Regions from separate parts of the Mus musculus genome. Here region 1 is linked to region 2. The links are chromatin loops, found by intact Hi-C in ENCODE. Cell type or tissue: heart. All regions are shown on one strand. Links, peaks and the distances in the headings refer to the core of each region. The heading gives the core; the rest is flanking DNA.

Region 1 (15,829 bases), core at 4,411-12,410, 100 kb after region 2:
TTTGGATCAGCTTCAGCCTGTCAGAAAAGCCATGAAAAGGGATCACTCCACATCGCTGGACCCTTAACCCCTTCTGTGCCAGAGTTAATTTTTAGTTGGTCTCCTGGAGCTGTGGGTGGACATATACATTGTGCCATCTTTTAGCCTGTTAGCATCCTACTGTCTTTCTCCATGCCACAGGAAACTGAAAGTCAAGTGTGGTTGGGGTGGGGTGGGGTGAGGAAGGACACCCCAACTGTAGAAAAGCAGGCTTTAGAGTTACCCCAGTATCTTAAAGTCTCATCACTTGGAGAGGGGACACCAGAGCTGGAGATTCAGAATGTGAGGCAAAGGACATAGCTCAGTGGGCAGGCTGCCTACCTGGCACGCCCGAATCTGAGCTTTGATCCTTAGCATCATATAACTGAGCATCATGGCATTTGCCTGTCACAGATAGGAGGATCATAAGTCCAAGATTGTTTCCAGCTACATCCTCAGCTCTGTTCCACTCAGATGGGAGACAACTATCTATGGAGCATGGATAAGGCCTATGGATGGAGCTTAGGTTACTAAGGGAGGAGAACAGGAAGTCAATGAAGAAGCAAAGATATTACCACCAACTGGCTGATCATGAGCACCAGAAGGTATGTGTGTGTGTGTGTGTGTACATGTGTGTGTATGTGTGTCTGTGCATGTATATGTGTGTATGCTCCTGCTTGTATGCTTGTGTGTGTGTGTGCACGCGCACATACACACACACACACACACACACACACACACACAGGCCATAAGACCCTGCGTGCCTCAGCAGCCTGGCCTATGTAGCACTGAGGAACTTCCCCTCTAGAGTACACACATGATGAAGACAACTAGAGCAATGCTTTAATTCCCCCCCCCCCCCATGTATTTTCTCAGAAGGTCAGACTTGTTATTATAAAATGACAGCACAGAGGTAGTTGCTAACAGGCCTTAGGACACCTCTGCCCTCAGTACTCGCCCACTCCCCATGCAGCCTTGCAGGGGGATACCAGGATCTTCTGTGCCACTGTGAGTGCCCACTACAGCATGGAGCTGGGCAAAAACAGTTTTTATACACTGTCCTCCTATCCCAGACTCTGGGACTAATGCCACTGTTAAGCGAGACACATAAAAGAAGCCAGACAGATAAATTGTCATTAATGAGTCTTGCAACTGGCTGTGTCGACATGGTACCTGGTCCCATTGCTGCCCTGGTGACAGGCAAAACCCGCTGCCTTTACCATGCCCTCTCCTCTACACACTGGCTACCTGTGGTAACTGTGCCTGAGCACAGCTTCCTCAGGCAGGGGCATGAATGAGAGGCTACTCACTGCAATGTGGCAATGTGGCTCACTCAGAGGACTACCTGGCTACCTTGGTGGAGCAAGGGTGACATCACAGTTGGTTTTGAGTGGGGCAGAGGGGACTATGCTTTAGAGGCCACTATTACCTACCCTGGAGTACCAAGCACAGAGGGAATATGTAACTCAAATGGGAAAGTTATTTTAATCTATGTACTCGAGGGGCCTACATAGCAAGTCTGGCATGTTATGTTATGTCTACAATGTATGTTATTGCTGGTTGTTTTTCTGTGTGCTGTGGCAGTTATTTGGTGAATGGTGGCTTCAGGAAAGACTTGTGGCCAATCTCTTGGACTTTTGGATCTGTAGACTCCTGTCCCTTTATTGGAAAAGGGGTCATTGCAGCTGCAATCAGTTAAAGAGGTTGAAAAAGATTCCCCGGTGGGCTCCAATTCAGGGACAGCTGTCTTCATAAGAGAAAGATGATTGAGGCATACATGAGAGGGGAGTTGAAGACATAGGCAGAGACCAGGGTAATGCTGCCACAGCCAGGGAGACAGACAGACCCTCCCTGGAGTGTGCATGGGAACATGGACCTTCCCACACCTTTCTGGCAGCCTCCAGAGCTGTGAGGGAATTCGGCTCCCTTTCCTTTTGTTATCTTGTTTAACTCTGGTCTGATGCTTTTCTGGGATGGGTGAGCCTGGCTCCCATGGAAGTGTGGCTCTGTGCCACAAGTGCGAGGGAAGAGAGAGGAGGGAGAAGGAATTCAGGAAGGCAGCTGGGCTCAGGAATCTTTCAAGGAGGGGGAGTCAATGTGGCAGAAGGGAAGTTTGTGTGTGGTGACAAGGTTCGGGGAAATGTGCTTTCTCTGGCCTCACTAGCTAGAGAACCAAGTGATTAATAACTTAAGGCCATCCAGAGAAGGATTTAGCACCTTTATTTCAGACAAAGAAATATGTTTTTAAAAAATGTCTCTCATATTCATAAGAGTGGAAACTGTAGCTCTGATGAGCCCCAATTTAAAAAAAAAAAAAAGTGGACTGCTGACTCATCTGAATGGAAGCAGCTTGCCTGGTCTTGAGGGCTCCATTCTTCGCTAGTCTGCTCAAATTCCAAGGCAGCCCAAGTGCTCTGGTGTGTGTATCCTCTCTGCCAGGATGAGAAGCCCCCAGGCTCTGTGGAAAATAAAATATTTTCCTCATTTGACATGACAACGCATGTGGCTCTTTAGTAAGAAGAGCTGGCACACAGAGCTGGGCACTGTCTTACCCCACCCACACAGTCCCCAGTGGGCTCGGGTCTCCAGCAGCCCACTCATGCAGCAGGGTGGGATAGTGGCCTGGGAGATGGCTGAGATGCCCCCACCCCCACCCCCGCCGCCTTCCCAGTGTCCTGACTGGGGCTTGGCCACCTGAGCGCCACACTCACTATGGTTGGGTGTAGCCTCTCCCAGGTGCTCTCAAGAGTTCCCAAACCAGGAAGAGCTCACCCACGAGGATACTGTCATGTGCAAGGCTGGGACATTTGTTTCCCAGGACTCACACTGTAAATAAGCCTAGGATTAGCAAGAGGACAACGTTCCATGGGTGGCCTTGTCTTCATGGTGGGATGTCTCCCCAAAGCACACAATACCAGGGCTGCCTCTGGATTCAATGAAGCCACGTCAGCTCTGTGACTTGGCTTCTGATGCCTCAGTGCCAAGCCTGTTCCCTCATCATTAAAAAACACCCCCCACCCCCTGTGATCTCAAGAAAGTTCTACGCAGGATTTGGATCTCTTACCGATTGGTAGAGATGGAGTTCGGTACACGAGGAGTTCTATGTCCTTTGTGGGTGGTGTAGGGCGTGTGAGTTTGTGCAAATGCATGTGAGTGTGCTGATGTCCGTGGGTGGATGAATGTTCGTGTGCCTGTGTGTGTATGGGCGTGTATGGCTCTGTGTGAGTGAGTGTGCCCATGTGGAGGTGGGCAATGTGCCTGTGTGGCAATGGCTGTGTGTGTGTGTGCACGTGCATGCGTGGCAATGTGTGAGTGAGTGTAAAGGTGTATGTTCCCATGTGTGTGCATTGATGACTGTGTGTGAATGAGCGTGCCTATGGCTCTGTGAGAGGCAAGTCTGTATGCTTAAGGTTGAGACTGTGAAGTGTGTTCATCTGAGGATGAGTTGTGTACTTATGAGGATTTTTCCATATAAGTGTATAGGTGTATGAGTGTGTGTGTGTCTCTGTGTGTATGTGTATATGAGTGTGAGTGTGTGTGCGTGTGCGTGTGCGCGTGCGCGTGCGCGTGTGCGTGTGTGTGTGTGTGTGTGTGTGTGTGTGTGAGAGAGAGAGAGAGAGAATGTCACCTGTGCGGATGTGTGATTACACACGTCAGTGTACCTACATTCAGAAAGTCCCACCAAGTGACACTTCTGACCCCTTGTGCTTACATCCCAGTGAGTGCCTTGGTGTTCTCACCACCTGAACAGAGGCAGGAAACTCCCTACCTGTTCTTGGGAAAGGCTGAGACCCCAGTGCTGGGAGTCACCGCAGGAGGGAGACCAGAGATTCAGCACTTGTGTGCTGGCTGACAGGGGACATTGTGGAAAGTGAAGAGTTGAGACATCTGGCTATCCTACTGGCCTACAAGGAGGGAGACAGGTGCCTTTATCCACCCTCAACAAGGAAGAGATGAGGGGATGAAGGGACTATGCTGCCCCAGCAGCTCATGCGATGGTAAGAAGACAGGATGAATAGGGATGCAGCCCCTCCCCTTAGGGAAGAGCCTGGCTTAGCCCTGGAAGCAGCTGGTGATCAAACTTTCTCTCTGTCCGGAAGAAACCACAGGCCTCATCTGTGCCCCAACAGCCATTTGTCTTCCATTTGTGTTTAGGAGTAAATGAACATCCTCTGCTAGCCAGGGTCCCCAAGCAAAGCCCGGCCGACGTCAGTGTGCATTATACAAAGAGAAGATGAGGCCACAGAAGTGATGTGACTTGATCGTGAGGCCAGGCCTTAGTGACAGGAAGTTCCAGTTGTGTTCTCCTTGGGTGGCAAGGGAGGGGATCTTCTTACTGCCAAGGGTCCCCTTGCTACATATGTGACTCTCTTCTCTGAAAACTGCCCTAGGCATGGACACCCTGCTTCACTAGTATCTCTCCATCCTGTGGGAAATGGCTTCTTTGTGTAGGGCTGTGGGATGTGTGCATGCACGTGGGGGCCAGAGTGTCTTCTTCAATCACTTTACCTCTCTCTCTCTCTCTTTCTGTGGTGTGTGTGTGTTCATGTGTCCACACGCATTCTAAAGCTGACCTTGAGATCTCTACTTCAGTATTGTGCAACAGGGTCTCATTGAACTTGGACCTCACCATTGGATGGAGTGACCCTCTTGTGTGTCCTCCTGGCCAGTGGTGTGATATCAGGTACACCTGACCTGGCTTTTTATGCAAGTGTGAGGATGAGAACGTGGGTCCTTACATTTGTGTGACAAGAACTTTATCAGCTGAGACACCACTCCAACCACATAAGTCACACTTTTACTTTATTACCCAAATGGGGAGAACTTCTCCAACATCGCACAGCTCAAGGATGCCAGAATCAAGATTTGACCACAATTCTCTGCCCCCCCCCCCTCCCCCGCCAGTCTCCTCTTCCAGTTACCCATGTGCAGCCACTCTGCAGAGGCGGTGAACTACACAGTGCTCATTACTCATGGGCCTCCCAGGGTTTAAGCCTCAGAACTTCCCCCCGGGTAGCGGGTGACATCATTGCATAATTAAGGTGACTGTGATGCCTAACTGTGTGCGCCAGACAAAGGTCCCTTGTTTTAACTGATCATCCATGCTCTGCTTGTGCAAGACTGGGCTCCCACTGGTAATTAAGGAAGATGGTTTAACCTGGCTAAATGAGAGAGGGGCTCAGGGTAAAGTGGCAGGAGGGGGCGATTCTATGTCACTTCTTAATTTGCTGGAGTAATGAGGGTGCTAAGAGAAGGTGAGGGGCAAGCTTGCTCTGAGGCAAGGAGGACTCGGCACTGATCTGAACCCTCCCTCTTATGTAACGTTCTTCCAACCTGCTAAATAGACTCCTTTTTGTCTCTCTTTATTTCTCAATTGTTTCCACTGATGGAGTTGCTACAGAGTGGTCACATGACCTGACCTTGGGTACTTTCTATCCTCAGTGCCTTGTGCTAATGGCTATTTGCAAATATATATATATATATTCTGTAGCACACACTACAGGGATTCAAAGCCACTTTGCTACTTAGGGGCTGCCTGACCTCAGAAGTTACTTAAATACCCAAACCTCTTGTTATCAGCAAAATGACAGCAAATGGCATTAGATGGACCTACCTCAGAAGGTTAGGGTCCTTGTCTTTGTGATTTTTGCCCCCTTTTTTTGAGACAGGGAATTACCTTGTATTTTAGGCCACCCTCAAACTTGTGATCCTTCTGCCTTGAGCTACAGAGAGCTGAAATTGCAAGTGTGTGGCACCACTCCCAGTGTCTACAATCTCACAGCAAAACCTCACTATCCTAATGCCCATGTTTCTGAAGAGGAAACTGAGCCCCCAAAAATGTGAAATGAGGTTGGGCAGGAGGCTACCTGTGAATATGATCAAGCTACTTTGTATGCTTGTATGATATTACCTAAGAATAAATAAATACTGCTCTTAAGTAAGTGTTAGCTTTAAAGCATCCACCCATCCTACTGCATTTGCCTGGCAGGGTTATTTGTTTGTTTTGTTGACATTGAGACAAGGTGGCTGCCATCCGTAAGGGACTCCTGAATTTTCCCACCCTGGTCCTCCCTCCCACAACTGGGAACATCTGGGCTGCATTCCAGGTTTAGCTGCTTGGGAAGCAGTGGCCTGGGCAAGAATTCCTCATATGGGACAAGATTGTTGTGGTTTGAGGCCATCTCTGTAGATTTCTCCATACTGCAGAGGACTCCATCTCTTCTCCATAGCCCACTATATATATTGTCACACTATATATGACTCCATCTCTTCTCTATAGACACTGTCACACTATATATGACTCCATCTCTTCTCCATAGCCCTTGTCACAATATATGTGACTTACTCTCTTCTCTACATATGGGAATATGAGTGAGCATACACTGTTTCTCACAAGTGAAGTTCAGAGGACAGCTGTCAGCAGCTGGTTCTCTCCTTTCACCCTGTGGGTTCTGATTATCAAACTCAAGTTGGCAGGCTTGGCAGTAGTCACCTTTAACTATGAGCCACCTCAACAGCTACCAGCCATGTCCCTCCCTTAAAAGACATCCGTGCTTCAGGTGTCCAACTTGGTCAGCTTTTTTTGTTTGTTTGTTTTTTGTTCTGCCTTGGAGCCTCCATTCATGGAAGCCTGATGAAGTGGTAGATGGAATGTCACGGGATATATTTTTAATGACACGTGGCAACCACAATCACCTGGATGCCTGGACCCAGTTCAGGAGCCCAAGTTTGTCAGGCAGAGTGGCATGAGCTCTGGGGATAGATGGAAACTATTCTCCAGGCCTGACCAGAATGCAGGTTACCCAGCTCAGCAGTCCTGAACATCTCAGACATCCTTGTATTTGACAATTTGTATTTCATATTTTGTGCTCCTCTCGAATAATATGCCAACCAACACATGCCAGATGCCCTCTTTTCCTCTTTAGCAAAATCTTCCAAAAATATTTTCCAAATCCATCAATTCCCCCTAGTTTTTGGGTAATCACAAACATGCTACTGGCACCCAGAAGTGAGGACACTCAGAGACCAAACTCTTCATTAATGTCTAGCCAGAAGCTCTGACTGAGTCTGGTACATCTGTCCAGAGGATAAGGCTAGTTTTTAAAAACAGTCTGTTGGTTCTGAATTCTGTTTTAAATATAATAACATTGTTAAAAGGGAAAAAGATGGGGTGAGAAAGGAGAGGAGCAGGAAGGGGAGGAGGAAGAAGAGAGGAGGAGGAAGATGGGGAGGAAGTAAAAGGGAAGGAGGAAGGGGAAGAAGAGGAGGCCACTGGAAACCAAGCAACCTAAGTCTTCATTCCAAAGGCTAGCAGACACCATTGTGATCTTGCATGAGTCCCTCCACATTGCTGACTTCAGCTCCTTCCTTACCTACAAAGTTGGGGAAAGGGCATTTTCCAGTTCTAAAATTCTGAAGTGCTCCTTAAGAGATTTTTTCAAAACAAGCAGAGATGCCCTGTATACTATGGAGTTGAAAACAGCAGTTTGTGGAGGAGAGAGTTGTTAGTTGATGGAACCAAGAGGTATGTATGAGGTGACTAGCCCGGGAAGACTAGCCAACAACATTTGGTGGACCATCTCCTTAAATGTAACATCTGTGTGTTTTACTAAAGTCTCTTGTGAAGTAAGGATAAACCTCTGCTTAAGTAATCATTGGAAGATCTTTTCCCCATTCAGTGAGCTGTCAGAACGGTAGCTTCAGGTACCTCAGATCTCTGGTATTCAGGAACATGAATCCCAGCTTCACACTCCCTTCCAAAGGAACAGGCATCCTCATCAGGTCCCCTCTGCTGATGAAGACACTGCTTTCGAAGGGCCTTGCCCAGGCTCACACAGTTGGTAGGTGGTGGTGCTAGGATTCCAGCTGTCTGACCCCCAATGCCCACTCTGTCCCCTTTGCCAGTGGCATCCTGGGGAAGCTGAGGGAAGGCTCTGTGAGTCGCTTGTCATCTCTCCAAGGATCTGGACATACAGAGAGCAAAGCACAATTATAAACTATCTTTGGACTATAGCAGGGTTCATGGGGCAGGCTTATGAATTATGAGCCGCAGAGTGTCTCAAGAGGAAGGAAGGCCCCAGCTTGGACCACTGGGACTCTGGGACCCAGGGGAGTTTTCTGAACACATGGCTGACTGTTCTCCAGGGTGTGGTTTTCTGGGCAGTCTCCCCCTTTGGTCTTTATCAGGTCTCACGGCGTGGCTTCTGTGTTGTACTTTTCTGGTCCTGGTTGCAAGACTGAGTTCTGAAGCATCATCAGATTGGTGCTCCCCGAACTCGGGTTCTCTTGGTTTCTTCTGGAGCCATAAACAGAATTACGCAACTCAGAAGTGACCGTCAGACACCAGTTTCTATTCTCAGTCTCTCTCCCGAGGCAAGGGGAGAATGACACCTCTTGCCAAGTCTCAAATCTGTCCCACGAGCCTCGTCTGAAACTGGGTCCTGACTCAGGCCTTTTCTTGTTTTAATTATTTGTTTATTTGTGATGGGGACTTGCTGCTCCTAGGAGGGTCCCATTAAAAAAAAAAACCCTCCAAAGACATCAAAACGTTCTAACAAAATAGCATCTTGATGATTTAAGTGTAAATATGTCAGGGACACATGGTTTCTATTATTCTTGAAATAACACATGGGTTTAGAAATCAAGGGGAAAAGTGTTTGGTAAAACACATTAAGGACTTGGCTAAATGTTTTTTAAAGACCGTCTCTGAAGCCTCAAGGGAGAAACACAGAAGGAAATAAGCACAGGCGCCTTGGTCCCTCGGCCCTCCCTTATTTGTCTCTTTCCTGGAGTGGAGATGGATTCTGTGTATATTCCCAGCAGGTGGCTCTTTGATGAGGCTGGAGGCAAGGCTCCACCTCATGGTAGGAAGCAAGTAGCAGGGGAAGGTGGTCACCTCACACCCTTTATGAAGGGGGAGGGGAGGGGGAGAGGGAGAGGGGAAGGGGGAGGGGGAGGGAGAGGGAGAGGGGAAGGGGGAGGGGGAGGGAGAGGGAGAGGGAGGAGAGGGAGAGGGAAGCAGGGGTGGGGAGCAAGAGATGCTCTTTCAGGGCACACTACAGTGACCTACTTCTTTCAGCCAGATCTCACCTGGAAGTTTCTGCCATTATGGGATCAAGTTGTGAATTGATCAGTGATCAGCCCCTTGAAGAAAACTGATCCCATTCACCTTCTGTGGGTCTCCTCGGACCTCTGCAATCCTCCTGCCTCAACTCTGCCTTTGTTCCTTACCTCTAGAAAGCCACTGAGCCCCTTCTCTCACCGTAGATCTGCTTACACCCTCTATAATTTTATGTAAGTGGAAACATACATCCATTAGATTGTTGCTGGCTTGTTTCACTTGGTAGTGTATGGAGAGGCTAATCCTGTCATCCTAAATGCAGATAGTCGTTTGTTTGCAGTGTTAGAAAGTATTCCATGATCTAGACATACTGCAATTCTCTACATGCTGCTGATGGGCACTGTTTTTATTTTATTTTACTTTATCTTTGTTTCTGTTTATCGAGTGATGAGGCTTTAACCCAGGGCCTCAGACACACTGGACGCACACCCAGTCACTGAGCAACACGGCCAAGCTTTTAGAGTACTGTAAATATTATTGCTATGAACATGTGTATAGAAGTCAAGTTTCTTTTCTTATCTCATGAAGTACCTAGGAATGGAAGGACAAGATACTTTCTAAGGGATCCCTTGGCTTTTCCAAGCCCGCCCAGCTGTTTTCTAAGCTGGTGTACCGTCCATTCTCCACCACCCAGAACAGCACAGACAGCTGCCATTCTTCTTGCCAAGTTGGGGGGCAGGTTTTCAAGTCAGTTAATCTGCTGTACAGTGGTATGCCAATGTGGTTTGAGTATATATTTCTGTTTGTGTTGTGGGTGTGGCTGTTGGAAGTCTTTTCTGTACTTACCTGACATTTTCAGGTCTTCCTCAATGAAGTTTATGCTCAACCTTTTGCCCATTTTAGCTTCTCGTGACTAATTAGAGCCACAGGGACAGTATGGTCAAGGGGTAGTAGGAGAGAGCACCTTTATGTGGTTCCTTGTCTTAAGGGAGCTATCCAGTCTTTCACTATTGGGAATAATGCTAGCTATAGACATTTTGTAGGTGTCTTGCCTGATCAAGGCTGTTACTTTATGTTCTTGGCTTGGTGAAAGTTTTGTTGTTGTTGTTGTCGTCATCAGAATTCCATGCTGGGGTGGGGCAAATGCAGACACTGACTGAATGGGTTTTCTTTTTTGGCCTTTTAATTACACACACACACACACACACACACACACACACACACACACACACATTGGCTCTCTAATGTTGAGCCATCTTTGCATTGCTCTGTTGAATTCAGGTCTGATGATTATAGAGATCATTTGCACGTGAGGCCATAAGGAGGGGTCATGAGGTGGTGAGAAGAGGTTGTGAGATCTAGAGGTAAAGTCATGAGGTGAGATCACGAGGTGAGGCTAGGAGAGGCAGTTGAGAACGAAAGGTCGTGAGATCTCGAGTTCGCAAGGTGAAAGGTGAGGTCAAGGGATTGCGAGGTGAGGTAGTGAGGTGAGGTCTTGAGGTCGTGATGTAGCGAGGTGAGGTCATTAGGTGAGGTCGTTGTGAGATCTCGAGGTCGTGAGATCTCGAGTTGGCAAGGTGAGATCTCGAGATCTCGAGGTAAGGTTGCAAAGTGAGGTCTTGAGGTGAGGTCATTGAGAAGAGGTCTTGAGATCGTGAGGTCTTGAGATCCCGAGTTGGCAAGGTGAGGTCTTGAGATCGTGAGGTCGTGAGGTCGTGAGGTGAGATATGAGGAACGTCAACACTGCCATCTCCTGCCTTCATAGGTTTTGATGCTCTAATGCCCACCTCAGAGTCAGGCCCGGAAAGCTGGGTCATTCGTGTCATGAGTCTGAGAACTTTCTCCTAATAAAGACCTCTAGTGCTATTTCTTCTCCTCCATATACAACTTGAGCTCTATTGTGCAAATCTGATTTTCTGTGTTTTTGTTTCTCATTTTTGCTCCAGTTTTCTTTCTTTCTTCTTTAATGTTGACAGTAGAAATGGGGGGGAGGGGTGGAGTTGAAAGGCAGACTTTTCTAAAATTGAACATTAGCAACAACATCCGCTGTGATTTCCATTTTTTTTTTTTTTTTTGTGGAGGGGGAAGCTGATTTAAATGTTTTAGTCTGTTTTTTGGTGTCATGTAAATATTAGCTCACTGTAGTGTATAGTAAACATGGCATATCTAGTTATGTCATATAGATTAAATATGGGGAGGTGTTTATCAGGAGAAAGTCACACATTTGCTACTTTAGTATTTTCTCATAAGAAGGAGGAGGCAGAGAAGAGAAGAAAGAAGGAGGAGGGGGAAGAAGAGGAGGGGGATGCTCTTGCTCCCGCCCTTACCCTCTCTCCCCATTCCCTCCCCACTCCCAGCTCCCCCCCCCCCCCCGCCCATTCTCTGTCTCCACTACCCTCTCAACTCTCCTCCCAAGTTCTGAATAAACTCTATACTAAAAAAAAAAAAAAAATAGAAGAAAGGAGGAGGAAGAGGAGGAGAAAGAAGCACCATTGCCACCACCAGGACTAGGGAGTTAGCTCAGCGGTGGGGAACTCACCACCAGGTACCATGGGCATGCAATCAATTCCCAGCACAACAAAAAGTAAACCTGAAAGGAAAAGAGACTGTCATTAAATAACATAAACCAAAGAGTCTGGCGACCTAACTCAAGTAGGAACTGCACACAACAGTTTGTTTGCTGTGAGGATGCTCTTGGCGTTTCTCTGCGGCCCTGTGTGGCTGAGCCTCCTAGGCAAGTTCTGTCACCTGCTATGTTTGCTGTTTGCTTGTTTGTCTTTGCACATTCAAGCGTGATTAAAAAGGAGAGAGGGGAAGCTGTCCACCGCCCGCTTAGCCCTATAAATATTTGTACAGTGTTTATGACAGATGTTTTCCTGTTGTGAAGGAATCTGACCTTCATTAAAAATCTGGGACTTTTTAAATGTCGTGCCAAAACATCAGAAGCAACAACAGGGGCGGCCAGTGATTCCGTGTGTTTAAAGGGGCAAATTCTTATTGAGCCAAGCAGTAATTATTACAATGGCCGTTATTAGTTGGAAAAGTGGTCTGGGGGCAGAAGATCACAGCCCTTTCCCTTCCCTTGTTCTAACCGCTCTCGCATGCCAGCGTGCTACAAGACGGACTGCTTCATACTGTTGCTTCATGAGCCAGCAATGTGGTTTTCGTTAAATCCAGTGAAGTGTTCTTCCTGATGTTTGGCACGCCAATTAAACTGCATACAAATGACCCTAAATCTCAAGCTGATGTATTTCTCATTGCTCATTGTTAAGATAGTGCAAATGAGTGCCACAGCCTGCACAGCAGGCTCAGTGAGTGCCCTTTGTCCAGAGTGCTTCTGACTTCAGTGGCTCGGATCCGGGGATATTTCCACAGACTTCACCCAAACATCCCCAATCTGAAAAATCTTAAACCTTGAAATGTTCCAAAGACCAGTGTTTTGAGCATTGATTTTGGAGGTTACAGATGTTCGGATTGTAAATGCTCACCCCGAACTTCTCCTCAGATGGAGCTGCCCTGGTTTCTTAGGGTGCACTGACTACTTTTAGGCTGAAGGGTAGGGGTTGATGCAAGGCAGTCAGCTAGTGGATTGTCTCCTTAGGGTTTCTGGGATTTGGGGTCACTATGACTTCCCTTTGTGGAGGTGGGGGTGGGAAAGAGTGGGGTGAGGGTGGAGATGAAGGTGGATTTGGGATGAGTGTAGAGGTAAGGATGGGGGTTAGGTAGGGGTGGAGATGAGGATGGAGGAGGAATGAGGGTGGAGGAGAGATGGGGTGAGGTAGGGGTGGGGATGAGAGTGGGGTGGGGTGAGGGTGGAAGAGGAGGGGTGAGGGTGGAGGAGGGATGGGAAGGAGGTAGGGGTGGGGGGTGAGTGTAGAGATAGAGGTGAGGGTGGGGATGAGGGTGGGGGTGAGGTAGGGGTGGGGGTGAGGGTGCGGATGAGGTAGGGGTGGGGATGAGGATGGAGGACGGGTGGGGTGGAGGAGGGAGTGGGGATGGGAGTGGAGGGGGTTGATGGTGGAGGTGAGGTGGGGGTGTAGGAGGGAGTGGAGGTGGGGTGGAGATGAGGGTAGGGGTAGGGCTGAGGCAAATATGATTGTTCTTGCTCAGGATGCCCAGAGCCCAGAATGTGCCAGTGGTAGGAAGTGTATTCTTATGACAATGCAGCAAGATACAGGTTCAGGAAGAAAACAAAACAAAACAAAACAAACAAACAACCCAAAAACCCTGGACTTGGCTGGTGGTACGCATTACCTCCTTAGAAGGTTTTATCTGAATTTTTAGTATTTTAAAATAAAAATTTAAAAACAAAAAATATAGCTAGGCTTCTTGAGGGAAAAAAGCAATTATAGAAAAATATATGTTGTCTGATATAATATATAAAATACAAACCAATATAGAAAGGGGCATTTCTAATACATAAGAAATTGTAATAATAGAGAATTAGGACAAGTGGCTACACAATAAATTGTTGTTTGTGGATAGCAGCTGAAGAGAAGGCGGAATTGAGTGAAGAACATGGGTAAATGGGTATCTTATTTTTCTTAATTCTTCAATTTTATCAAATACACACGATTCACATTTTTGCAGTTTTAAACATCAAAAGGCAAATCTATGCTCCTTTTAGGAATTGTGTAATACCAGTTATACTGTATACATAGTCTGTAGGCCCTGGATCTAGAACTTTCTGGAGTCTCTCTACAGGTCACACCGGTCTGTGTTTCTCAGTCTTGTGATTCCAAGCAAAAGCCAAGAAGCCTTGACTCACTGGCTCCGCTGGTGGAGAGAGTGCTTGGGAAGACCGAGCTCACACAGGGGCAGGCCCACAGCTTAGGGAAAGTGTGGCAAAGACACTGGCTTAGGGTCGGCCAATGCCACCAAGGCACGGGGTCTCCTTGACTGAACACAAAGCTCGGAGAGACTGTGAGGGGTCTGCGCAATGCCCACGGAGTGTAGCTCTGCAAACACTTAGCTCCCTCGCTCCCTCTTCCTTCCTGATACCCATGGCCTCGTGTTAGGTGGCTCAGTTTGCCTGGGAAGACCCTAATAGTTTCCTGTATCTCCCAGCCTCCGATGGCAGAGATACTGCAGGACCCATTGTTACCTCCATGGATTTTGTCGGGCTCTGTGACTCACTCACAACCGGAGCACTCAGCCACCCTCCATGTAAACTTTAAAAGCTTACCCCTACTGTGTGGCTTCAACTCCCTCACAGAGAAAAGGCTCTGGTCTTTCCCACAGGAAAAATAAAAGCCTATCTACGTTTGCCCCACCGTGTCTTCGAGTGCTCGTCTCTCACGGCCCCTCCCATCCCTGTCCGCTGCAGCATCAGACGCCTCTGTTCTCCTTGCTCTCTCTCCCCTCCTTTGTCAGCTTGAACACGGACTCAAGCCACCCTTCTCTAGAGCTCTTCTGCTCTAGCATGGGGGTTGAATGTCCACCAAAGGCTCTGGGTAAAGATTTGCTAATGAAGGTGGTATTTTGGGAGGAGACAAGAGCTATTACGTCATCAGCGGAAGGAAAGCGGACAATGGGGATTGAGAGGCTGCCCCTCCTTGGATCTCCCATGCATTTCTGCTGTGAGATGCTGCCTCACCTCGGGTCCCAAGCAATGGTTCCATAGATCCCCAAGATTGGGAGCCAAAAGAACTCATGAGCTGGCCATGCCATTGCTGCTGCTGCTGTTGTAGTATAGAAACGACTCAGCATGTCTTCCGTTGGGAATTTCTCAACTTTGATGGCCCAGCTTCCTGTTTAAATTTTGCTGTCTCTTTCTTCTTGTATCCAACTGTATGGAGCTTGTCCTGCTCATCCATTTGATGCACAGTATTCACCCTTCGCCTGACTTGCTGAGAGACCGAGGCATCCAACCTTTCTCACCCACCCCAGATTTAATCCTGTAGCTTCTTCCGGAGGGAACTCTAGACCACGCCGGGCTTTTTTTGGAAGGTACAGGATGTGTCCTGACTTGCTGATTGAGGTTGATGATGGTGGCTGGCTTCAGTTCAGTCACCAGCATGGGGAACAGTCGATGCTGTCCTCCATAGGTAACCTGGGGAACAAGCTCACCTGAAAAACTGTGACTGCTCCTGAAGACTAACAAAACTGAAGCCTGAATTTCAGACAGGGCTTAAGCCATCTTCCCTGCATAACAGTAATCCTGGCATCTAGTTCTAAGAAACATGGTTCTCTCCTAAGTACAAACCAACCAATGGTCCAGTGTCCGCCCCGAGGACAAAGAACATCATAGTCCAACATCCACTCTTTCCTATGATGCCAGAAATCAGTTTAAGTCCAGTCTGTCAGATTGCTAACAAAGTCATCTCTTAGTGACAATTATCCTTTTGTGCTTTGACAGTGTGTCTGGGTCTCAGGATGCCAGGGGACTCAATCTAATTTATCTAATAGTTAGACAAAGCTGGATTCAGGTGCTGTCACCATTGCTGACTAATCCTACCATGTGGGTAAGGATGTAATTTGGAACTCAGTGTTCTCCACTGTAAGCTCAGAGAGGAGCCTTCCTACTTTTAGAGGTGCAGGATCCATAGCAAAAGACTGAGTAATGACGGTCTCACGACTAGGAGGCACACGTTATGGTTGGGGCCATTGCTGTCTAGCCTCATATTTCCCTGTGGGGAAATGGCTGTTACTCTACAAGCTTCAGCCAGGGCCCCCCTTCTACCCCTCAGTTTACTGTGTGTCATCTGATCACGTATTGAAGGATGCATTAGAGTGGCTGACCTTGAAGCC
Region 2 (15,829 bases), core at 4,634-12,633:
CAGTGACTGAAGTCTTACTGGATGTAACAGGCATTTGTATCTTTCCCTTTGACTCAAAGCCTAAGGGCTTCAGTGGGGAGAATGGCCCGGCTTCCTCCTCTAGTGTCTGTGAGCGTCTGTGAGTTATCAGGCAGGCAGGGCTGAGCCTTGGATGGCACTCTGTGTGGATACATTGTAATTCTAGTTGAAGTGAGTGTTGTGTACCGCTGTTGCTTGGCAAATGTTGCAGGAAGGAATTGGGAAGGAATAATAACTTCCTGAGCTGGGTGAGGCTGGACATGTAATGTGACCAACAGGTGTGGAGATCTGCAGCTGCCCAGCCTAGCTCTGGGGAGTAGAATCTCCAACGAATGCATAATTAACTCTACCTCCAACTGAGTTGCCTGTAATGCTGGACCAGAGTTAGGTCAGAGGAATAATGACCGAAAAGAAACAATATTCTCCTAAAGAATACTCACAGAAGAATTCCACAGAAAGTTCAGGTGATGGCTAGCTTGGTCTGGTGTTTTGTTTGTTTGTTTTGTTTTGTTTTGTTTTTTAAACTTTGTATGTAAAAGATTAAATAATCATTTGGAAATCTTTGTCCAATCATTAGGAAACACAGCTGATGTTTTCCCCTTGAGGTCTATCAAGACAAGCCAGTCATTTTCTAAACAGAGTATTCATTAAAAAAAAAAAAAACATAGATTTTCTCTCAATACCACTAGACTTGACCTTAGCCCTAGGAACAAATAGCAAGAATACATTGTTTAACTGGTTTTTTTTCCCTCTGAAAGAGTTAATTGCAGGGTTCTTGTAATTAACACAGGTGTCTACCTCCGCAGGCATCTCTTTCTCATGTCTGTTATGTAGGATGAGCAATCAGAGGCGAACTGTTTTTCTTAGACTTCATGTTGTCCTTTTGGATCTAGCAAGGGGTGACGAGAGCTTGCTATGACTCCATCTCTGGAACTTGGCAAGGACATGCGTTTGGTGGAGCACCTGCTGGTCACAGGCTTCCTGATCCTGCTCGTCCTAACAGTTGGATCTCCCCCCACCCCCACCCCTAATCATATGCTTGCCTTTCAATTAGGTCTTGTTCCATTTCCAGAAATTTACCCAAATAAACTCATTGCTCAGGTGCCCAGCAAGAAGAGGTTGAACTCTTTAGCCACCTACCCTTCCTACGGTTCTCAGAGAATAAATGATCTAAATGGAGCTATTGCCTTTAAGCGTCCTTAGGAATCTGAACAGATCGAAATCACCTGAAGCCACAGGGTTTATGGTGTGGCTTTACAAAGCAAGCATTTGAAAGAGCTGAGGAGTGTGCAAAGGAAGGGACCTCTTTAAGATGGCTCAATAGTTCCTGGGCTAACAGTAGGCATGAGCCAGCAAGCTTGGGGATTCTAGATGTATAGCAATTGGTTTGGCAGCTGAGATAGGTGTGTGTGTGTGTTTATGGAGTACAACCCCATCAGTTAAAATAATTTATATACACACATATATATGTATGTATATATGAAAGCATTTATCTTTGTGTGTACCACATTGCATTTATTTCTAAATTACATGCATGCTCTGCTAGTATATATTGTGCATTAAACTATATTTAGACATAGGAACTAAATAGTAGTATGAAGACTGAAATCCATAGACGGTCTAGTAATTTCTTTTTTTAAGATTTATTCATTTATGTATATGAGCACTCTATCTGCATGTGTGCCTACATGACAGAAGAGGGCATCAGATCTCTTACAGATGGTTGTGAGCCACCATGTAGGTGCTGGGAATTAAACTCATGACCTCTGGATGAACAGCCAGTGTTTTTAACTGCCAAGCTGTCTCTCCAGCCCCCTACCATTTTTAAAAGAAGAAAAATAAATGACTCATTTTGTCTTAGATTATTTTTAAAAGTTATTATTATTATTATTATTATTATTATTATTATTTTCCGTGTGTGGGTGTTTTGCACGCATGCTTGTCTGTGTATCTCTCGAGTCCCTGTTGCCTGGAGACACTTTCAGATTTCTTGGAACTGTTGTTACCAGTGACTATGAGGAACCATGTGGGTGCTGGGAATCAAACTCAGGTCCTCTGGAGGAGCAGCCAGTACTCCTAACCACTGAGCCATCCCTCCAACCCCTACTATTTTAATAGATGCATGCCACTCCGCTCCCTGTGTGGTCACTCTTAGTCCTTCATAACCTCAGCCTCATTGGAGGCTGAGTCTAACCCACATTGTCCTAAGGAGCTTGGAACTTCTGCTTTTGCAATGTGCTACACTGAATGTAAACAAAGGGGTGGAGTTTACCTAATTTATGTGAGATTCTTTGCAACTCCAACCATCTATGGTTTTGGAGGTGTGTGTGTGTGTGTCCTAGACAAAATGATAAGAAGTAGTTTGGGAGTTGGAAAAGGTACTGCAGGATGGAAGGTAGAGGAGAGTCAGGGTCAGACAGAGAATAGGGGTCTGATTCCTGGCTGGGCTGGAGATGGCTCCTGTAAAGGGCTGACTGAGTCATGGAAGGTATTTTAACTAGAGCTTTAGGGGGGGAAAATCTGGCTCTCAAGCCACCGCAGGCTCAGTTTGGTCACAGCCAGCAATGGGAATGATGGGCCAAGAGAACAAGGGGATGTGAGGTCTGGCACAAATGCACAAGAGGCACTTGTGTCTCACCAGAGGCCAGAAAAGCACTGAGATTCCAGGTTGTTCACAACAAAACAGGAGCCAGCTAGATGTGGCCCACACTGGCCTGAGATCAAATAACTCAAACGTCAGAAAACAGAATGAATGTATAAAGTTGAAATATATCAGTTTTCTTTGCTTAGGGCAGGAAAGGACCTTGAGGAGGAAGTTCATTGAGCAAAGTTCCATTCTGTCACACGAACAACTCAGTAGATCGGGGTTCACAAAAAAATATTCTGAGAAATCCTGGGTGTGCAATCTGGTAAACTAACCAGTGGGTTGGTGTTTTGCATCACAGGGTCGTTTGAAACTCTGTAGTCTTGATGACAAACCTAACACAGTTGGAGAGGCTGAGACCTGTTTTATAACTTGCACAAGAGGATGCCTTCTTCTCGAAGGTGGATGGTCGGGCATGCTGCCAGCCCACTCTGGGTCCTATGAAGTCATCAATGGTCTAGCAGCCTTCTACAAGTAAGTCTTCTGAGGGGTGTCTGAGCTCTCTTCTTTGGGTGATGTTGTGAATTATGACAGAAAAACATTTGGCATGCTAGAGAGAGGAATAGCAGGATAGTATTTTAATAATAATTTTTAAAAATATTCCTTCACAATGGTATAAATCTTTTTTCCTCTAATTAAAAGAAAAACTCATCTAATTATAGAAACTGTAAAAGAATGGAAATTCCCCAAATAGTAACAGACTGGGGGCTGTCCGTGCCCTTGGACATTGTGTCAGTCCTCAGGGAGAAAATCAAATGCTTTTGCTGCTGACGTTTTTTTCTCAAAGTAAGGACGTGCACATGTGAGTGTATGCATGTGTGAGTGTGTGCATGTGTGAGTGTGTGTGCACATGTGAGTGTGTGCATGCATGTGCATGTGTGAGTGTGTGTGCACGTGTGTGCATGTGTGAGTATGTGTGCACACATGTGTGTGTGTGTTTGTGTGTGTTTGCATGTGTGCATATGTGTGTGTATGTGTGCACATGGGTGTGTGCATGTGTGAATGTGCATGTGTGCGTGTATGTATGTGTGCATGCGTGTGTGTGTGTGTGTGTGTATATATACACATGGATTCTGAGAACAATGCTGGGTATCATTCTCAGAAACACTGTCCACATTATTAAAGATAGGGCTTCTCATTGGCCTGCAGCTAAGTAATTATTCTAGACTGGCTGGTCAGCGAACCTCGAGGACCCTCCTGGCTCCACCTCCTCAGCTATGTAGCTCTGAGCACAGGACATCCCAGGATTCTGGGCATGGAACCCTGGTCCTTGTGCTTGCACTGGTTTTCTGCTCAGTGACTCCAGTAATCAACTAAGCAAGCCCTGCATACATCTGGCCCAGGGCCTGAACAGAGATGAGCAGCTGGAGAAGGGAGCAGCTGCAGACCTGGCTCCTGCCCTATGTCCTCCGACAGGAGCATGACCCTCACCGTAGCTAAGGAGAGCCCTCCGCTGACTTGTGTGTAGCTGTGACTGCTGCTTTCCTTTCTTCCCAAATCTCCCAGAACACCTCATGTGGCTGTCTCCATTCTAGTTTGTGTCTTTTAGAATTCTTATTCTTCTTATTACCATTGATCACATGGCTGTGATGTCCTATTTATTTCTTGCTACACTATGGCGGGACAGTGCAGCTATGTCTAGCGGTCCTCAGCTAACTATGCCTACATTTTGTGCCTTTCTTCCTTTGGGACAATATAAAGTTAACCCAGGGAGCCGTTCCTCATAAATAAAGAGACCCAAATGACTGAATTATAGCTTTACTGAAAACACGTTCTCCACAGGATGAGGATATGTGGTCATGCCACTCCCTAAGGCAAATAAACCCCCAACTAAAAACCTCCTGTGTCAACGCATCGGGGAGCGAGTGTGCGGTGATCTCACACACACTCGGCAGTGGGTCCGATGCTGAAGGATGTGCAGAGTGCAGGTGTCTCGCTGTCCCACCAGCCTTGTGCTGGTTTCTGGGGTTGAGCCAGCACATGGCAACAGTAGCTAGACAAGCTATTTGGGAACCTAAAGTGTTCCTTCCTTCACATCTCCACAATAGCTTTTGCAGAAGAAACATCACCTGTTGAAGGACCCTCTAGACCATATGGAAGGTGGTATCTAGTCATGGGTTTGCTTTTTAAAAAATAAGTTAAAAATTTTATTCCTTAATAATTTATATGTGTATGTATTTATTTGGGGGGGTGCAGTGGGTCTCTTCGTCCTCATCACCCTCTCTCACGCTTTTCCGTCTCCTACTGAAACCTTTCTTGCCAGCAAACCCCTTTCTGCTTTGGACTGTACTCCCTATTTATGTCTAATTATGGTTTTTGGCATGAACATGAGTTCGCGACTCGTTTACTGGAGCGTGGGCAGCTTATCAGCGGTCACATGATTAACAACACCCACAGCTCCAGTGGCTATTGACTGCTCACAGTCCCTCAGTGAGGGTGAAGGGTGGGGCCTGATGAGCCCCTCCCCAGCATTTGTGCATGATGAAATGGCGGGGGTCCCCGCCTTGAGTGCATGCTTCCAATTCTTAATCTCCCCCCTTGAAGGAGTTCCCTTAGTTCTGAAAGCTGCTTCAGTCTGCCCTGCCCAGTTCTGTGATCATACTTGCTGGCTGCAGAGCCTCACCTGACACCTCCTAAAATGACAGGGCGGGATGCGGATGATCCCTCATGCCGCTGATGGCTTACTGGTATGTGTGACTATGACAGATTAAATGACCAAGTTCCTGTCACCATCAAGTCTCTCTTCATGCTGTCGGGAGGCAAAGAGCTCTGTGTGGTCTGTAATGAGTGCCGAGTTCATCTTTGTCTCCTTCTCATCTGTATATTATTATTTCTCTCATCTCATGAAGTTTTATGGTCTTTTGCTGGGCTTTGTATTATCTTCAAAAAAACCCAATCTTCTTTTACATCCTTAAGGAAAAGGGAGTGCGTAGGTACATGCAAACGGATTATGACATCATCATGCAGAATTATGATAAGAGATGATGATAAGAGACCACCTTGCAATCACAGAGTATAAAATGAAGGTCCGTCGCTCCTTTGGTACTGAGTTTGCCTGAAGCACCAGGAAAAACAGTTCGTAGTGACAAGCCCTGGCGTGTCAGTCAGGGTGGGTAGGCTCGGTCTCACCCGAGGCAGCCTAATTTTATGCAGGTTTCAACGCTGGCTTCTTTCCTGACTTTCTGTAAGTACACTAAGCTGGTTCCCAACTTCGGAACTTAGCTGCTTGCTTTTCTGTGCCCTGAAACTGTACTCCTCCCACCCCCTAATTCACACTGCAAGGCTGTCCATCTCTTAGACAGATGCCTGTCATCCAACTTTCAAGACTCACTTCAAACCTCACCTCCTTGGCTCCAGTGCATGCTGGGTAGCCTGTACTGAAGTCTTGAGCGTCTCCATAGGGATCACCGTCAACTTTTAAAAGCATACTGTGCAGTTTCTTCAACCTTGTCAAAGCTCAGCTTGATGTGTTAGCTGTTGGACTTGCTACAGTTTCTATCAGCTGAGTTGGAGCTACACAGACATGCCTCACTTGATCGGCAGGCGCCGTGACACTCACACAAAGGCAGAAGCCCCCAAGAGTCTAAAATTGTTTTGAAAAGAACAAAGAGTGGAGCAATAGATGGCTTAGTGGGCATTGTGAAGCCTACGTGTTTCCACTGAAGGTATGAACCCTGCCATTTGAAAGTGGCTGGTAGGTCTGTTTTCTTTCTCACCTGGATCTCTGTGACTGGCAGATGCTGCATAGACTCTGGTGGCCCTGCAGGCGGCAGCTGATGCTGAGAGTACACACCCACCACAGCCTGAAGGTGAGCATCCCTTCTGAGCTTGCACATTTGCAGCGAGCTGCTCTTTGCCTGGGTAGCTAAGAATCTACAGCACAGCAGTTATTTATTTATGTCATGTTCTGTGGCTCTCCAGAGTATCTGTGCCCATCACCTGCACAAGCGTTCTCCTGTATGCGATCCCACACCCAACGTGTTGCCTTGGACAGGGAATTTGTATCACACTTGAAGAACAAGAGGCATTTTTATTTTTCTGCGTACTATTCTGACCTTCTGGTTGTTGTTGTCAGGCAAATGGTTGCAGAATGTCACCTTTGAAACAGCTACAGGAGCCATGGCATTTCACCCACATGATCTGATGTCAGAGTCCTTACTCAGCACAAACTGCTGATACTCCTTATGAAGCAAAGGTCATTAGCGCATGGCTCTCTGCCTTGGAGACTTGAATTCTTAAACCTAGCAAAATGCAAGAGCCGGTAGTTTGGTAAACAGGATTTGCAGCATCAAACTATGGTACCTGTTTTTGTGAGACAGGGCTTCACTCTGTAGCCTGCCCTGGAATTCATGTAGCCTAGACTGGCTTTGATCTGACTGCTCCAACCTCCTGAGTGCTGGGATAAAAGGCATGATGTACCATACCTGGCTTCAAGTCACTCAGTTTAAAACAGAAGAAACACATTTTTAGGTAGAATATTAATGCAACTTTATTCCTAAGACAGATATAGCTTGTATGTATTAATGAACTTGTATGTGTATCTGTGTGCTTGTATGTAAAACATGCATGTGGTATGTACACACGTTATATGGTTTTAGATGATTCTAGTACTAAAAAATAAGTCTTTACATGGCAAGAACAAATATATTTTCTTAATTATGTCATATATTTTAAACTTCTCAGGTTGCTTTCAAAAGATTAGTAGCTGCTGGGGTAGTGAACAAGTTTTACCTCAATTGTACCAGGCACAAATCTTCTCCCCTAAAAATAGAGTCTGTTGTGAACTTTACAACTTGCATTCTGTTCACATGCATTGAATCATTTGGCTGTCTCCATTTCATAGATAAAGAGACTGAGGCACGGGGAGATGACACAGGTGTTATGAGTAGGGCCAGGGTCTGCAGCAAGGGCCTCTTCAGAGCCCACTCTCAGGCTCTCTGAAAGTAGGATAAGTTCCTGAGGGAGTCTGACAATTTCATGTTGTGTTCAAGAGGGAGGAGGGGTGGCAGCAGTGTTAGTCGGTGAGGTTACCAGTCAGCAGTTCAGTGTACAGCCATGCCTTCTCAACACAGCTTCCCCCTCTGCAGTCCTAGTCATCTGACCCTAACCATTGTCCACGAATGTGAAGAAAAACCATGTTCTAAACTGTGTATAAGCCTGATGAGTGTATGATTGCTTGGTCTGTTCTACTCCGTGCGTCCAAGGTGTGAAAAAATCCCCCATGCTGGGTATCTATAACTCAGTGTTTGTGTTCAAGTGACCCCCTTTTTTATTTAATATTGGCTCCAAAGAATGGGAATAGTGATGTTTGTTAGTATCTTGCTATAGATTGGTATAGTTGTTCTATTTTTAATAGTTATTTTTGAGTGTGTGTGTGTGTGTGTGTGTGTGTGTGTGTGTGTGAGTGCAGGTGCCCACAGAGGTTAGAAGAGGGTGTTAAGTCATCAGAGCTGGATTTACAGGCAGATGTGAGCTGCCTGACATAGGTAATGGAGCTGAACTCAGGTCTTCTGCAAACACAGTATGGGCTCTTAACCACTGAACAGTCTCTCTGGCCCCTGTTAGTCTACCTCATTACGAGTAGCTGTTGTTGCTATTTCCCTATGCCTAACTTATTCTTTAGGCATAGGTGTATAAGCATAGAGATTAAACATGGGTGTGTAAACAGAGTAAACATAGGTTTGTAAGCATAGAGGTTCAACATAGGTGTGCAAGTACAGAGATTAGACAGAGCTGTGCAAGCATAGAGAACTCGGTCCGACCTCTGCTGAAGGGGTCTGGGGAAGTATCTTCTGAGGATAAGTGTGTGTATGAGAGAGAGAGATCAATGCACTGTCGTGATTCCAGGTTCTTGTAGCTAAAGCCAAAATGGAATCTGAGAGTGTAGAAGTCACTAGTCCAGAACTCCTGGTGCTGAGTTCACAGAGACCCACCATGCCAGTGTTTGGGGGAACACAATGCCCTCTTCGACCAGGAGAGCCTGGCCAGCCTTTATGTGGGAAAATGGCTGTAGTGTAGACTGAGCTCTGAGATCTCCTGCTCAGGGCTGCTGTTCCCTCAGCAGAGAAAGCAGGACTGTAAAGCACAGAGGAGCCCCTGTGGTGACAGGAGCACGGAGATGAGCCCCCCCAAGTGAGTGATAGGTGTTTGCTGCCCTCAGAAACATTCTTGGCATTTTATTTGAGAGAGATGCTTGGTGGCCAAAAATGCCCTGAGAATGCTTGTAAATAAATTCCTTAGTTTTTCAGAACATATCCTATCTTCTTTTTCTAAAAAGTGTTACCCTTTGAGGCTTATGCAGGTAAATTGCTTGCACACCAAGGTTTTTCCAGCTGAATATAACTTTAAAAAACAAACCAACATTCTTATTGTTTTGATGCGTGCAGTTATTTGCATGTGACTTGGCTGATACTGGGGCCTGCGTGTGCACTGAATGTGTTGTCGAGCTCCAGAGTGTACCATAGGAGCATTCATAAGGCCCTTTGCCCACGAAGGGAATCACTCATTCATTCAACAGATCATAGTTCATGATTAGCTCATGGGCTATGCCAGGATCTATGTTGGGGACTTAATGAATCAGGTTTGAACTCTCAGGGAACCCAGAACCCACCGGGAAAGTGATAGGGCAGGAACACTCGTTACACAGGGATATTGTAACCCAGTCGAAGTAAGATGGAGTGCTGTGGGCACCTGTTTCAGCAGGGGGCAGAAGTAGGCAGTGAAAGGCCTCTTGAGAAGACACCTGCACTGAATATTTGGTCTGAACAGAATTGCAAAGGAGGGGAAAGCCACAAGGATGCAAAGTTCAGGGCAGCCAGACAACATGGTGCTGTAGCTAAGCTGTTCAGAATGGTTACAGCGTCTGCAAGTGGGGAGTGGAGAGCTGTGGAACTAGATCATGGAGCCATGCTAACATGGTTGGATTTTCTTTTCTGGGTAGTGGGGAGCCAGTGAGGAACTTAGAACAGGAATTACCCACCACCCTCATTAGCATCCTGTCTAAGCTCCACCCCACAGTTACCTGGCAATAGCCAGGTACGGCTGACCCACTATAAAAGGGGCTGCTTGCCCCCTCCTTTCTCTCTTGCCCTTTGCCCTCTTGCTCTCCACTCTCTACTTTCTCTCTGCCTCTACTACCCTTTTAACTCCCCTCCCCATGCCCTGAATAAATTCTACTCTATACTATACTGTCCTGTGGCTGGTCCCTCATGGAAGAAGGGATGCCTCAGCATGGGCTAACTGCCGTTATTCTCCTCCGTAGGACATTCCACGTGCCAGGCAATATGTTACAGATTTCCCTGGCAATTTTGGGAGGTAGATATCATTTCCTACTTTTTCAGTGCAGACGATTAAGCTTGAGGCAGTAGTATACATGTATCAGTTAAAGCCCCAGTAACCACATTCCTCAGGCCTGCGTGGCTTAAACAACGAGATACATCCCCTCTGACCAGGGTGTCATCTGGGGCAGGCTCTTCTAGAACCTGTCCTGCCTCCTTCACTTTCAGAGGACCATGTTCTGCACATGCATTCCCATGATCACCCTGTGCCTGTGTCTTAACACCCCTCTTACAATGACACCAGTTATTTTGGGTCAGGGTCCATCTATACTGGTGACCTCATTTTTGTCAATGTGACACAAACCTAGTCACACCTGAGAAGAGGGAGCCCCAGTTGAGGAATTGCCTCACGTTGGCTTGTGGGCATTTTAACTTAATCCCCTCGGTAAAGATCTGAACTCTACCCATGTGAGAAGTAGCGTTTTCAAAGTCATAGAGCTTGAAAGTGGTGGTATATGGGATTGGACCCAGGGAACTCACCCAGGCCTGAGTTCTTACCATTGTAAACCTCAAATGTATGCTTTAGAAAGTGCTCAAACTGCTCTCTTGGTGACCTCATTTTTGTCAATGTGACACAAACCTAGACACACCTGAGAAGAGTGAGGTTGGAGCAAGAAGGACCCTAGGGAATGGGTTTGGCAAGAGTCTATCTGAGAGATAATCTAAGTGTGCCCTCCAAAAATCGCAAGCAGGCTATCCAGAAGTAGATAACTAAAGTTCCTGTTTGTGCGGGCTTTTGTCAACATGACACAAACTCAGACACACCTGGAAAGGGGGAGCCTCCATAGACAAATTGACTACAGCAGATTGGCTTGTGGGCATGTCTGTTCTCTGTAGTCTAGGGTTCATATCAGGGCCCCATGCATACTATGCAACTGTGTTACCTCTGACTTACATCCCTGGTCTCTGACTGTTCAGAGAATCGGGATTCAGTTCCTAGCTCCCACATAGAGGCTCACAATTGTCTATAACTCTAGTTCTGAGAAATCTGAAGCCCTTGTCTGGCCTCCATGGATCCAGGAAACACACAGAGCAAAATACCATCACATAAATAATTTTTTAAAAATGACACATCTATCCAAATCATTTATTTCATCTACTTATATCATCTAACTACCTATTATCTAGCCATTGTCTATTATCTACTATCTACCTACTATCTATCTATCTATCTATCTATCTATCTATCTATCTATCTATCTATCCACCTATTCATCATCTATCTATTGTCTACCTATTATCTATCTATCTATCTATCTATCTATCTATCTATCTATCTATCTATCTATCATCTATCTACTATCTACCTACCTACCAATATATCTATCCATCTACCTATCATCTAACTATCGCCTGTCTATCTATATACCTATCTCTCAGTCTATCTACCCATCTATCATCTATCTATTGTCTATCATCTGCCATCTATCTATCTATCTATCTATCTATCTATCTATCTATCATCTATCTATCTATCTATCTATCTATCTATCTATCTATCTATCTATCATCTATTTATCTACCTATCAATCTATCCACTACTATCCATCATCTATTTATCTACCTATCAATCTATCTATCTATCTATCTATCTATCTATCTATCTATCTATCTATCATCCATCTACCTATCAATATATCCATGTACCTATCATTTATCGACCATCTATCATCCATCCATCTATCTATCTATCTATCTATCTATCTATCTATCTATCTATCTATCTTTCATCTCTCTATCATCTCTCATCTCTTATTTGCCTTCTGCTTACCTGTCTACCCATCAGTTTTTATTCTTTTCTCTCTCTCTGTGTATTTGTTGAAATTCTCTGACAGTAATTATCTTTAGATACTTAACATTGCTTATTTCAGGTTTGTAAGATTTGATAATTTTTCTTGAAAGTTTCTAATTTGTTTAGTTTTCATGACTTTGACCAAATTATATGAGGTAAAATTAAGAGCTGTGGCTTTGACTTAGAATACAGTGCTTGCATGAGGCTCTAGGTTCCACAGCTACTACCACTACTTCCACCTCAGAAGACAAAGTTAGATGACTTTGTTAGTTAGATTTCAGTTTACTATGAACATGTGTCGAGTTAGAAGAGTGAGCCCATTAAAAAACTTCATAGCCATCATTTAGTACATGTATTAGATTTATATTTGAATACTGACTCTTTCCCAAAGTGAAGAACATCATGGCACTGGTTATACTGGCCCTAGAGAGCAGAGAACCCACTTAAAAGAATTCAGAAAACAGAAATTTTGTTGTGTGTTATATGTGCTGCTTGGATCTGTTGTAAAAGAAGCAAAATAAGTTGAAAATGAAATATAAGATGTGTTGAGATAGTCAGAGCCCAGGCTGAGTTCTTAGAAATTATGAAATTCACTTCAAGTCTGAAAAATGAGGCTTCACATTTTCATTTATGACCAGATGTACCCTGAAAGAAAAAGAAAAGTTTTAAGGAAATTGACTCAGACGTTGAGAGTAGAATGGTCCCAAGATGCTGGGGAGCAGGGGTGGGGAGGGGTGGGAGGTTGGGGGAGTAGGGGTGAGTAGGAGCCAGTCTGACTGGTCATAGCTAGTCTGATTCTGAGATTAGATTCTGAGAGGAGGGAGTCCTGGCAAGCCGTTGTATTTTAGGGCAGCTGAACATAAGGTGAATGGCATTCGTATCAAACCAAACCAAACAAGAAGAATGGATTCTGAGTGCCTTTACCATAGGAAGGTAGTCATAGACTGACTCTAGTGCCGGAAAGGTCCTCTCAACACTGAAGCTTTGGACAGGGGAGGACTTTTCACTGCAGTCCCCTTCCAAACCATGTAAGTATACACTGTTTATGCTTCAGTTAAATGGATTTTTAACTTTGTATTTTCAGCGCATGTCAGAGTTCAATCTTGCTATCCCCCTCCTCTGCCCCTCCTCCTTGACCTCTGCTCTCTCCTCTGTTTGCCTCTTGGCTCCTTCCCCTGGTTTCCTTCCACTCTGTTCTCATACACAGGGTGTACTGTCCTGATTGGCTGAGCCCTCCCTCCAGCTCCTGACAGAGGCAAGCTCTGCTCCAATGAAATGCATCTAAGTCAGGCCTCCCTATGTATAACCCATGTGTTTAGACTACCCATTAGAACAGGCATCACTTTTGGGAAATAGAGAGAGAGCTAAATGGTCCCTGACAGCCGTGGAGGGCAGAAAAGCACTCTGTCAATCAAAGAGCTGCGGTTAATATTGAGATTGCCTCTCTGAACGATGGAGTCTGCTTTATGGCAAATGTTAATCGGCCATAAACTTAACAAGACACCCCCCCCAACCCCCAATGCACACACTATCTTCCCTCTCCTTTTCCTCTGTCCTCCAAAACTCTGGTGTCCAGAGCTTTGTTTCCTAACCAACCACACAGGGCTCAGACCCCTTAGGGGAAAGTTCAAGGCTGTTGGGTGCAGCCTGGCCGTTGATGCCCCCGCTGAGCCTTGGACCCTTCATTTGTGGATATTGGTTTCTTTCTACAGCACTTTAATAAAGCATCGTCCTTTCTCCTTGGCTGTTGTGGCTGAATAACAAGGAGGACACAGGTAACAGGACTGGGTGACAAGCACAGAATAGGTTTGTTCAGGGCCTTCAGGATGGAAAAGCATCCCACAAATCTCAGTGGCCTTCCAGCCTGGCCCGTTCTGCCTAGCCTTCTCTGTCATCCAGGTCCTGTATCAGACTCTCAAGCCCACTTCTGTTTGCAAGCAACATCTGTGCTGCCTGTGAGTAGTAACATTTCACATGTCTTGTGAATTCCTGTGCTGTTTTCACTCCTACATGTGGCTGAATGTAATTTTTATCCCCCAGGTTCATGGCTCAGCAAAATTTCTCTTGATCTTTCATTTGTGTCTCTCAATGGTCTTGAAGCTCGTGCAACAGAATGTCTAGGTACATCCTGTCAGTAGACTCATGGTTTGGCTGTGCACTGGGCTGTGCACTATTTTGCAGGTGTTTTCAGACGCATTTGTTTGGTTTCTTTTTTACATTTATTTATTTGTTTGTTTGTTTGTTTATTTATTTATTTATTTAATGTATATGAGTATGCTGTACCTGTCTTCAGACACACCAGAAGAGGGCTTTAGATCCCTTTACAGATGGTTGTGAGCCACCATGTGGTTGCTGGGATTTGAACTCAGGACCTCTGGAAGAGCAGTCAGTGCTCTTAACCCCTGAGCCATCTCTCCCCTCCTGTTTGGTTTCGATATTGATGTAATGTGCTTGTTAAGGGCTGAGGTTATCCCTCCCACCTCCCAATGCCCTATTCAGAGCTGAACATGTTGCGGGTACTTGCATGATCATGGTGACACTTGTAAGGCAGGTGTGATGTCTATTCTGGGTTGTCAACTTGACTACATCTGGAATTGAAGTGACCAGGCACACCTGGGAGGGATTTTTCCCCCTTTGGTTGAATCATTTGAAGCTGGGAGACACACTTTTAATCTGGATCTTTTGAGGCGGGAAGATCCACCTTTAATCTGCATCACATCTTCTGCCACAGCCTATATAGAGGGTGTGGGAGAGAAAAGGCTTCTCTTCTTTGCCTGCTTGCTCTTGCTTTGCTTCCTTGGGATTCTGACATATACTGAAGACCAGCTAAGACATCCAACCTCGTGTGCTGAACAACTACTGAATTCATTGGTAGACAGCATTGTTGGACTAGCTGGACCACAGCCTGCAAGCCATTCTAATAAATTCTACCTCTATCTATCTATCTATCTATCTATCTATCTATCTATCTATCTATCTATCTATCTATCTATGCATGTATGTATATATCTATGTATGATGCATGCATCTATGTGTGTATACGTATTATGCATGCATGTATTAATGTATGCATCTAAGTATGTATGTATATATGTATGTATCCCTCCATCTATGTATGTATGTGTGCATGTATGTATGTATTCATGTATGTATTTAAGTATGCATGTATATGTATGTATGTTTCTACCTATTTATCTCTGTATGTATCTATGTATTATGCATGTATGTATCTATGTGTGTATATATGTATGTATGCATGCATGTATATAAGTATCTAAGTATCTATGTATGTTTGTATGTATCTATCCATCTATGTATGTATGTGTGCATGTATGCATGTATGTATGTATCTATGTATGTATGTATGTATGCATGTATCTATCCATCCATCCATGTATGTGTGCATGTATGCATATATGTATGTATGTATCTAAGTATGTATGTGCATATGTATGCATCTATGTATGTATGTATTGTTGTATTGTTATGTATATATGTATGTATGCATATATGCATATGTATTTATGTATGTATGCATGCACGCATGCATGTATGTATCTAAGTATGTATTCATCCATCCATCCATCCATCCATCCATCAATCCATCCATCTATCAGTTCTATTCCTTTAAAGAACTCTGACTAACACAGCAGAAAAGATAGCAGGGAATATCTACCACTCATTTAATTTGTTAATTTAATTGGTTAATTTGTATTTGTCTTGAAGTCTTTCATACAGACTGCAATTTTGTCTATTTTTACTTGTATGTACATTATCTAAAGCTTACTCCTTTATTGACTGAAAATATTCTTCTTATGCAGTCAGCATATTCTGCTTATAAATCCTTCTTTGGGTTTCATGGCTGGTTCCTTGTTCTGCTTTCCAGGTATACACTATACTGTCCACACTCCTTCCTCGTGCTCCGATTATTTTATGGGCAAATTATTGGTCTCCCCACAACACTGTAAGCCCCTCAAAAGATGAGACTGGGTCTTTTAATTTTGCAAGTTAAACACGAAAGCCTTCCTTAAAGCCACT

The links. Hi-C counts contacts between places; a loop is a spot of excess contacts. Peaks named below come from ENCODE experiments on the same cell type or tissue, not always from the same donor. Only the 100,000 strongest peaks of a DNase experiment are listed, where the experiment ranks them.
Region 1: it touches region 2 in a loop (2.4-fold over the local background); 2 of 42 quality-filtered maps call a loop at or near these places.

The regions. Positions count from the first base shown.
Region 1 is chr13:60,045,957-60,061,785 of GRCm38, forward strand. All of the region lies in intron 1 of A530065N20Rik (RIKEN cDNA A530046M15 gene), which reads left to right. Among named protein-coding and RNA genes, the nearest start is that of Gm35193, 8.9 kb to the left of the region's middle. In heart, for the core only: a CTCF peak has its summit at 8,843 (motif pointing right); DNase peaks (open chromatin) are centred at 8,255 and 8,865.
Region 2 is chr13:59,943,636-59,959,464 of GRCm38, forward strand. No RefSeq gene overlaps it. Among named protein-coding and RNA genes, the nearest start is that of Gm19866, 36 kb to the left of the region's middle. In heart, for the core only: a CTCF peak has its summit at 9,360 (motif pointing right); a DNase peak (open chromatin) is centred at 5,026; H3K27ac peaks cover 201 bases.